Regions from separate parts of the Homo sapiens genome. Here region 2 is linked to region 1. The links are chromatin contacts, found by Hi-C or POLR2A ChIA-PET in ENCODE. All regions are on one chromosome and are shown on one strand. The core of a region is the stretch at or near the end of the contact, and the rest is flanking DNA. Distances in the headings are between cores, read along the strand shown.

Evidence for each region. Hi-C counts contacts between places; a loop is a spot of excess contacts on that map. ChIA-PET counts read pairs that join two places held with the same protein, here RNA polymerase II (POLR2A). Pooled maps may share reads with other maps.
Region 2: a loop to region 1 is called in a map of mesothelial cell of epicardium, with 10 times the contacts of the local background. The contact joins two enhancer-like sites. A Hi-C loop is called at or near these places in 2 of 168 maps with a recorded cell type or tissue (OCI-LY7 and mesothelial cell of epicardium) and 2 of 50 pooled maps. POLR2A ChIA-PET finds 5 or more read pairs at or near these places in 3 of 52 experiments (AG04450, activated B cell and activated T-cell).

The regions. Positions count from the first base shown.
Region 1 is chr20:36,526,324-36,530,688 of GRCh38, reverse strand. DLGAP4 (DLG associated protein 4) reads right to left here. Exons shown (of 13, transcript NM_001365621.2): 13 at 2,056-3,876. The coding sequence ends at 3,658. The region is part of intron 2 of DLGAP4-AS1 (DLGAP4 antisense RNA 1); the gene reads left to right. Among named protein-coding and RNA genes, the nearest start is that of MYL9, 13 kb to the left of the region's middle. Within about 2 kb of position 3,053, at least 8 of the 41 ENCODE cell types and tissues checked have a DNase peak (open chromatin) inside an H3K27ac peak, as active enhancers do.
Region 2 is chr20:36,888,953-36,892,847 of GRCh38, reverse strand. It overlaps TLDC2 (TBC/LysM-associated domain containing 2), which reads right to left. Exons shown (of 7, transcript NM_080628.3): 6 at 3,445-3,597. The coding sequence ends at 3,462. It overlaps SAMHD1 (SAM and HD domain containing deoxynucleoside triphosphate triphosphohydrolase 1), which reads left to right. Exons shown (of 16, transcript NM_015474.4): 16 at 1-2,619. Among named protein-coding and RNA genes, the nearest start is that of TLDC2, 15 kb to the right of the region's middle. Within about 2 kb of position 2,132, at least 2 of the 41 ENCODE cell types and tissues checked have a DNase peak (open chromatin) inside an H3K27ac peak, as active enhancers do.

The DNA of each region.
Region 1 (4,365 bases), core at 1,804-4,303:
AGTGACACCCTGTCTAAAAAAGAAAAGAAAAAACAAAACAAAACAAAACCAGACAGACATGGTAACTGAAAGCAGTGACTGATCCTTAATGGGACCCTGGATGGATAAAAGGGAGAAGGTATAAGGGACAAGGTTGTGAGGGCACCTGGCGTATGGGCTGTGCTTTAGGCCATATTCATATAAAAGGAGGTGCTCCCTGGAACATTCCTTTCTTAAGTTTGAGGGTGGTGATGGTATTGTGGTTGTGCAGGAACGTCCTCGTGCCTGGGAATTGCATGATGTGTTTTGGGGTGAAGTATCAGTGTATGCCACTGACTCTCAGATGGCTCGCGGGGAAAACGATGTGTATGTATCCGAGAGGGATAATGCTCATATGGGTGAAATATCAGTAATCGGTGACTCTGGCCGCGAGATATGTGTTCATTATTATACTGTCCCTTCAATGGAGGTGGCGTCTTCTCCACTGCTGTGCCAGGAGGGCTGGGCGTGGGGGTCCAGATTCTGTACATCAGACACCCCTACCCCATCTTGTGCTTAATAGAGTGCAGGATCCCTCCTGAGACCCTAATCTAACCCTCAAGTCCCTTCCCCTGCCACAGCAGAAGCAGGAAGGCTAAGGGTCCATCCCCAATCCCCATGGCCCATCCGGGAGAGCCGGCTGCTAGCTGCACCCCTGAACGTCTGCTTCAATGCCTGATGCAACTGGAAACCTCTTCACTTACCCTTCAAGTCACCCCCAGCTGGGTCTCAGGGTAGGGGTAGGTCTGGGAAGGTGCCAGCCCTGGAGTTAATCCAAGCCACCTGTGGTCACCAGATGCTCTGTCACCACTAACAGGTGTGTTGGGATCCGGGGTCAAGGGCTGCTCCAAGCACAGGGGTCTGGCCACAGTTCGGATGGGCTCCCAGGGGGCTCGCTGGGGTGGGCGAGGTAGCCTGAACAAAGCTGCTGGGAAGGCAGGGTCCGTGCATCCCCTGGGCCTGAGATCACGAGCTTCTTGGCTGGCTTGGGCCAAGGGAGGAGACCAGGAGTCTGTGGCTCCAGAGCCTGGCCAGAGAACTTTCTAAAAGGCATGTTCCGGCCGGGTGCGGTGGCTCACGCCTGTAATCCCAGCACTTTGGGAGGCCAATGGGGGCTGATCCTGAGGTCAGGAGTTCAAGACCAGCCTGGCCAACGTGGTGAAACCCCCATCTCTACTAAAAATACAAAAATTAGCCGGGCATAATGGCAGCCTCGGGAGGCTGAGGCAGGAGAATTGCTAGAACCCAGGAGGCGTAGGTTGCAGTGAGCCAAGATCGCGCCACTGCACTCCAGTCTGGGTGACAGAGCAAGACTGTCTCAAAAAAAAAAAAAAAAAAAAAAAAGGAAAAGGTATGTTCCTACCACTGGGGCTTGGCACCTCCTGCTTCTGCCAGGACTGCGTGCCGCTCCCTCCCTGAAAGCTGGCTACCCACTCATCCTTCTGGTCTCTACCAGAACACTCCTGCCCAGGCTGGGTTTGGTGGTCGCGCTGCGGGGTCCTGCAGCCTCATTCTGCTGCGTCTTGTTTTTTACCACCTGTCATTGACTTGACCTTATCTGTCACGTTCAATATCTGTCTCCCTCACCAGAGCGAGCTCTGCCCCAGCACTGGGCCTGTAGAGGAGGTGCTCTGGAGATGCACTCAGGGCTCGCACCTGACAGAGTGGAAGCAGCTGCCAGGCAGGGGGATACCGAGTACCCCACCCTGGAGAATGTGCAGACTGTGGATCTGTGGGGGGTGTAAACTGTCCTCTAGGGTCGTCTTTATCAGCCTATCCTGGCTCCTGTGATAGCATCTATCTTTCAAGGGTTTATTTCAAACAGGAAGCTGGTAAGTGCTGCACACTGATTTTCGGGAGAGGGGACGGTCAGCTCCATCTTCCCGCCCCAGATCACAGAGCTGGCATGTGACAGCTGGCATCCCGGCTGGCACTCCCATCAGGCTGTCTCCACAGAGCTGCCTTTTGGGAGGGGTCTGGTTCAGTTTCCTGGGCCCACTCTGCTCATCCCCCTGCAATAATGCCACAAGCCCTTGGTACACGTTACCTCATTTATTCTCACAACATGCCTGTGAGGTAGGGAGGGGCAGGGACTGTCCCCGTTTTACAGAGGAGGAAGTTGAGGCACACAGAGGTCAAGTGACTTGCCCAAGGTCACAGACGGCGGCCAAGCTGGAAATGGGCCCCGGAGCAGACCCTTGGTTCACCTGGGGACGGGGGGGGGTCCCCCCCTGCAGCAAGCGCCAGCCAAGAGGATGTCTCGGATGCCAGAGAGGCGCATACACAGCATAGAGCAGCCCCTCAGGTACTGAGCTGGCTTCGGGGCTCAGCCCCTGCCCTCCCCTACCCCGCCCTGCAGGCCCGGGCCATTGCAGCTCAGGGCTCGTGACACCCTGGGAGTGGGATGCGGGGGCAGGAGAGAGAGAAGGATAATTGGGGTTAAAAAAAAAATAGAACAGAAAACTCAGAGGCTGGGCAGATGGGCCCTTAGGAGTGCGGGGCGGGGGGAGGGGGGTGGAGACCAAAAAAAAAAAGGGCTGCTTACACACAAGGTATATATTTTTACACACACTTGTACACACACCTAGATATAGTACATGTAAAAATATATGCTATTCACACACCCGCCTCCTGCCAGGTGCCCCGAGAGCCAGCGGCGGCGGCGCTGGGTGGGCATGGGTGAGCAGATGGGCGTTTGTTAACTATACACTCTAAGGTCTATGTGCATATGTACACATACATACAGACACCGCCGCCCGCCCCTCGGGCACCGGACACAGGCGCGGCTGAGGACTGACGGCCCCCTGGAAGCCACTCGGGAGTCCTAGATTTTGCTGAAGGAAGAAGGGGCTGGAGAAAATAAAAGGGCAGGAGTCTGGAGTGTGATAACTGTGGCTTCGTCTCATTTCCACCCGCCAAGACTAAAACTTCCCTCATCTGCTCAGCGGTGAGTGAGTCCTGCCTGACACTGCCCAGGGCTGGCGGGGCACCTCCCAGTGAGGCGCCTCCATCTGCGTGTGTGTGTGTGCGCGTGAGGTTGTGTGTGAGCACTTGGCGGGGGGAGGGAGGGGACGCATGTCCATCTCTCTGTCCTCTGGGCCCTCAACCGCAGAGAGGGCTGAGACCCAGAAAGCCGCTTGCCACAATGGTGACCACTGTGTGAGCTCTGAAGGGAAAAGAGAAAAACATAAGAATGAAAATCAAGGTCAGAGCGGGGATAGCTGGGGAAAGGAGGGACATGGCAGGTGCCCAAGGCTGCCCTTGGACTGTCGTCATCTTGTAAACAAGCTAGTGTGAGTTCTCATCAGATAGAACGAGTAAAAAGACCGCAGTATGGAGGCTGGGCCGGGAGTTGCCGACGTCCATCTATCTAGTCCACCACGGCCAGCAAGAGGAAAAAAAAAGTTTTCTAGTTTCGTGATTTTTGTTGATTTTTTTTGTGAGTAAAATCTTCATAACCTAAAGCTGGGAGGGACCCAAAAAAGCCAAATTGTGAGCCCTTGTATGCGTCAATTTGAAAGTTGGCTCAGGGTCTCTAGACAGAATAACCATAGCAAAGGTTGAGAAAACTCTGTTCCGTTCGCACTTAGTTTTTGTGTTTTTAATGATTTAAAATCGTTTCTTTCCTCCTGCATGGTCTCAGAGCCTGGTCTGGGCCTCCGGGACATAAATCTCGATGCTGTCTGCGCTCTCGGTGGCTGAGTTCTGCCGCACAGAAGCTGCCCGCTTGGCCGCCAGGAGTCTCTTGCGGGCCTCCTGGCGCTGCTTGTCGCTGGCGTCTGAGGCCTTGTCGCGGCTCACTGCCGGCTTGGATTTGGCTGGCTTCTTTGGGACCGGAGGGGGTGGTTTCTTCTCTTCCTTTAGTGAGACAGTGAGGAGAGAACAAAAATAAAATAAAGGTGCCACGTTTTGTGTGGCACTACCCCCACCATATGCCGGCAGCTGGAGTCTCCACCCCAGCCTCCCCGCATCGGGCACAAGCAACACACACTTGGAATCAGGAAGCCACGAGAAGCGATGACTGACAGTGGGAAGAGCTCAAGGCACTGGAGCAGAAAGCAAGCCTAGACTCCGAGAGCGCTCGAGCAGCGGGGACGGGCAGATCCCATTGTCCACCCTCATGTTGAATCACCGGGAGCCCGAGACTCGGGCAGGAACTAGCCCGAGTCACAGTCAGAGACAAATTTAGGGCTTCAGGTCCCATTTTACAGGCTATTCTAGGGGATTAGACAGGGCCACGGTTCAACAGGGGTCACTGGTTCTGGTTTGCAGAAGGAAGCCTCAGGGAAGAGGCTGGCTACCACAAGGTCACAGAGCTGGCTCCAGACCCCAGGACTCCTGGCAGCA
Region 2 (3,895 bases), core at 883-3,382, 360 kb before region 1:
CAACTCATGCTTTAATTTTGTATTTTGAATGTACACGCATGCTGAAGCTAAGTAACTTTTAATCAAAGAAATAAGATGGTATTAGGCAAATCTTACTATACTATGAAAAGCATTACCTTGCCTATTTTTAATATTATTAAAGCCTTTCTCCTTCAGTAGTCTATTTTCTTAGAATAACAACTCTTTTATCTATTCTGAACTCTATTTTTTTTCTTTTTTAAGAGACAAGGTTTTGCTCTGTTGCCCAGCTTGGACTCGAACTTTCCTGGGCTCAAGCGACCCTCCTGCCTCAGCCCCCCAAGTAGCTGGGACTAAAGTCATGTGCCACCACACCCAGCTTACTCTGAACTTTTATGACAGATGATTGTTTTTTGTTTTTAATGTAGAAATGAGACAAGGGTACAAATTGGAACTAGAAATTGACATTGTCATTGACAAACATGGCTAAAAACAAAACATCAAATCCTGCCCCCGTGAAGAGTTCCCTGTCACCTCAAGTTTGAGGATAGTCCTCTAAGAGTGACCTAAGCATAAGTGAAAGACACCTCCCCTCACCCTTCTAGCCCCCTACAAGGTGCCAGGTTGGGGTAAAGAGTTGGAGATGATGGCCAGGAGTGGCCTCCAACACGCTGGTGAGAGGCCTGATTAGGTTTTGGGGAAGATCTGAGAGCTCTGGCCTCTTCGTGAGTGGAACATAAAGCCGCCTCTTGTTGGGAGATCCTACCCCAGTGACAGAGGAATCCCCCAAACTAGGCTGTGCCCTGGCTCCGTGGCGGCTCCAGACCCGGGTAGTGCCTTTGTCCCCTGAATACTCACTCCCCCGGTCCAGAGGGCCTTCCCACTGCCCAGCCTGGAGAAGGCCTCCCCTGACCTGCTCTCTCAGTATCCTGGAGAGCTGGCCAGAGGCCATCACAGGCATCATCCTCAGAGCTCCTCAGACCTGGGACTTTGTTTTTGCTGGTTCAGTGCATTTTGTGTATTTAAGAGCAAACACTAGCCAGGCGTGGCGGCGTGTGCCTGTAGTCCCAGCTACTTGGGAGGCTGAGGCAGGAGGATTGCTCGAACCTGGGAGGCGGAGGTTGCAGTGAGCCTAGATCACGCCATTGCACTCCAGCCTGGGTGACAGAGTGAGACTCCATCTCCAAAAAAAAAAGCACAAACACTGCACTGCCTGTGCTGAAATTAGTGACCACCCAGTGGGCTCCAGGCTCCGCTAGGTAACTTCGTTTTCCCAGCAGTGGAGTGGGCACCACCTTGGTGGGGCAGTGCCCCTGTGCCCAGGGCACACCTCATTCCCAGTTCTATAGCAATTCACCAAGAACAAAGTCTGCAGTTAGAGCCAAAGCTGGTGGTGGCCAGAGGGTGCTGAAGATACAGGCCAGTGGGGATGGGAGCCATGAGCCCCGAATGTCTTCTGCTCTGATGCTCCCCGGACTAAGCCTCCCTGGCACACTGGGAGTGAGGGGCAGCCTGAGCAAGTAGGGGAACTCAGACCACAGGCCAGCAGATTTCCCAGCAGTCCATCACTGGCCACCGTGTAGCCAGATTCTGTTCCGTCCACACTGGGGTGAAGAGTACTTGGAATGTCTGCCATCCTGTATGATCACCCCACCCCCTGTCCATCCATCAGTAGATAATAAGGGTTGGTTACAATTCATAAGAGAATAGTTAAAACACTTCTCCTCTCATGCCTACCATGGTGCTGTATCAAGGGGATTTGTTCACATATGGGCTCAGCAACGCACAAGTGAGGTCAGCCATGGCACTAGGTCATTCCCATTTTAGCCAAGGTGCCTCTATAGGGGTCAGACATCATGTGCCCAGACCTAAGGTCAGGAATGTCATATTTTTCTGTTAAAATCATTTTATTTCTGTGTATCTTACCTTTAAATCATTGTGGTTTACTCTGAGATTCTGTAGTCCTAATATTGTATCATTGTGCTGTCTGCAAAACAACTTGAATCTATTTTGTTTGCATCTTTTGTTACATGTAACGCAGCTGTACTTTATGTTCTTTGCAACTGTTTCCATTATGAGAACGCTGTGCTATTTACAAGGTTACATTTTTCTTGGCCAGGCGAGGTGGTCATGCCTGTAATCCCAGCACTTTGGGAGGCCAAGGTGGGCGGATCACTTGAGGTAAAGAGTTGAGACCAGCCTGGCTAGCATGGCGAAACCCAGTCTCTACTAAAAATACAAAAATTAGCCGGGTGAAATTAGCCGGGCGTGGTGGTGTGTGCTTGTAATCCCAGCTACTCGGGAGGCTGAGGCAGGAGAATCGCTTGAATCCGGGAGGCAGAGGTTGCAGTGAGCCAAGATCAGGCCACTGCACTCCAGCCTCGGGGTCAAGAGCGAAACTCTGTCTCAAACAAAAAGAAAGAAAGGAAGGAAGGAAGGAGGGAAGGAAGGAAGGAAAGAGAGAAAGAAAAGAAAGAAAGAAAGAAAGAAAGAGAAAGAAATATCTTTGCTATTTGTATAAAAATGGAAATTTTAACAGCTTAGCCTCTAGAGAGTTACTGAACGTGGTTACCTTGGGAATGTAAATAGAACTGCAAATTAAAATGACTGGCCACTTCAACTGGGTAAGGGAAACAGCTGCAATAAAGCTTCGTGAATATATATCTCCATCTTGAAAGTTGTGTTCCACAAAGGTTTCGACCTCTTTGTCCAAAAATGCATATTACTCATTTACTCCTTTCATACCTTCATTGTGAAATTAAATAACAGACTCACAAGCACCTGGCACTGGTGGCAGACAAAAAGGCCTCAACATTCTGCAGCAGGCCAGAGGAGGAACGACGCTGCTACAGTATTTATTAGTTCCAGTGCTCAAGCCCAGGTTTCTAAGGTTTGACAATATTCTGTAAGTTAAAATCATTTCCACACATACAGAGTAGAATCCTGTTTTTGTAAGTATACACACACACACACACACACATTCATGGAACATTGTCTGGAAGGATATACATGAAAATGTTAAGAGTTGGGGGGGGTTGAATTTTAGGCAATTTTAATTTTTTTAACGTCTTCTGGTTTTTCTACAATAAACATGAATCAGTTGTAGAACCTCTAAAATGATAATGTTCATGAGGTTGGTTTTCCTCGTTCAGTAGCTGGCGAGGAACAGCATAGTGAAAAATCTTCCCTTTGCCAGGAGGCAGGCACTAGCGGGGAAGAGATGTGGATTTTTCTGAGTTTTCTAAGACCCTGTTAGCTTAGGGTCTCTGTGCTGCTTGAGTAAGGTGTAAGCGTCTTTTAATCCTTCAAAGTCACCTCTGCAAAAGAGCAGTGCCTGCCCCCACCTGTATCTTGGGTCCCCAGGCCACAAGGAGGCTGGCCAGCAGCCTCGGCCAACTCTAGGGCCCTTCACCATCTGTGTTTCAAACAGCACAGGCTGCTGTGTGTCAGGAAGGCCTGGGTGGCATCATGAGCAGGGCTGAGTACCTGTTGCCGCAGGGCTGTCAGCTGAGAAGCCAAGCCTCCAGCTCCTGGATGCAGAACTGCTCCTGCCGGGCCAGCACCTCGTTGTTGAAGGTCGGGCAAGGGGAGCTTCCCCCGCGGAACAAGTCTCCATCCAACCACAGCCCAAACCGGCCACTAGAGAGAAGAGGACAGTCTTGGTGCGGCTCACTCCTGTGTGCTGAAACCCCCAGGCTCTGCCACCAGCATCAGCTCTTGGCCATGCCAGGACGGCAGCCCAGTTTCACCTGTCTTATCGCCCCTTAAAGCAATTTATACTGAATTATTGGGGACTCAGCACATTGTTCCCCATGGGGTTAAGAGCTTTATTTATTTATTTGTTTATTTATTTATTTATTTATTTATTGAAACGGAGTCTTGCTTTGTCACCCAGGCTGGAGTGCAGTGGCACGACCCTGGCTCACCACAACCTCCA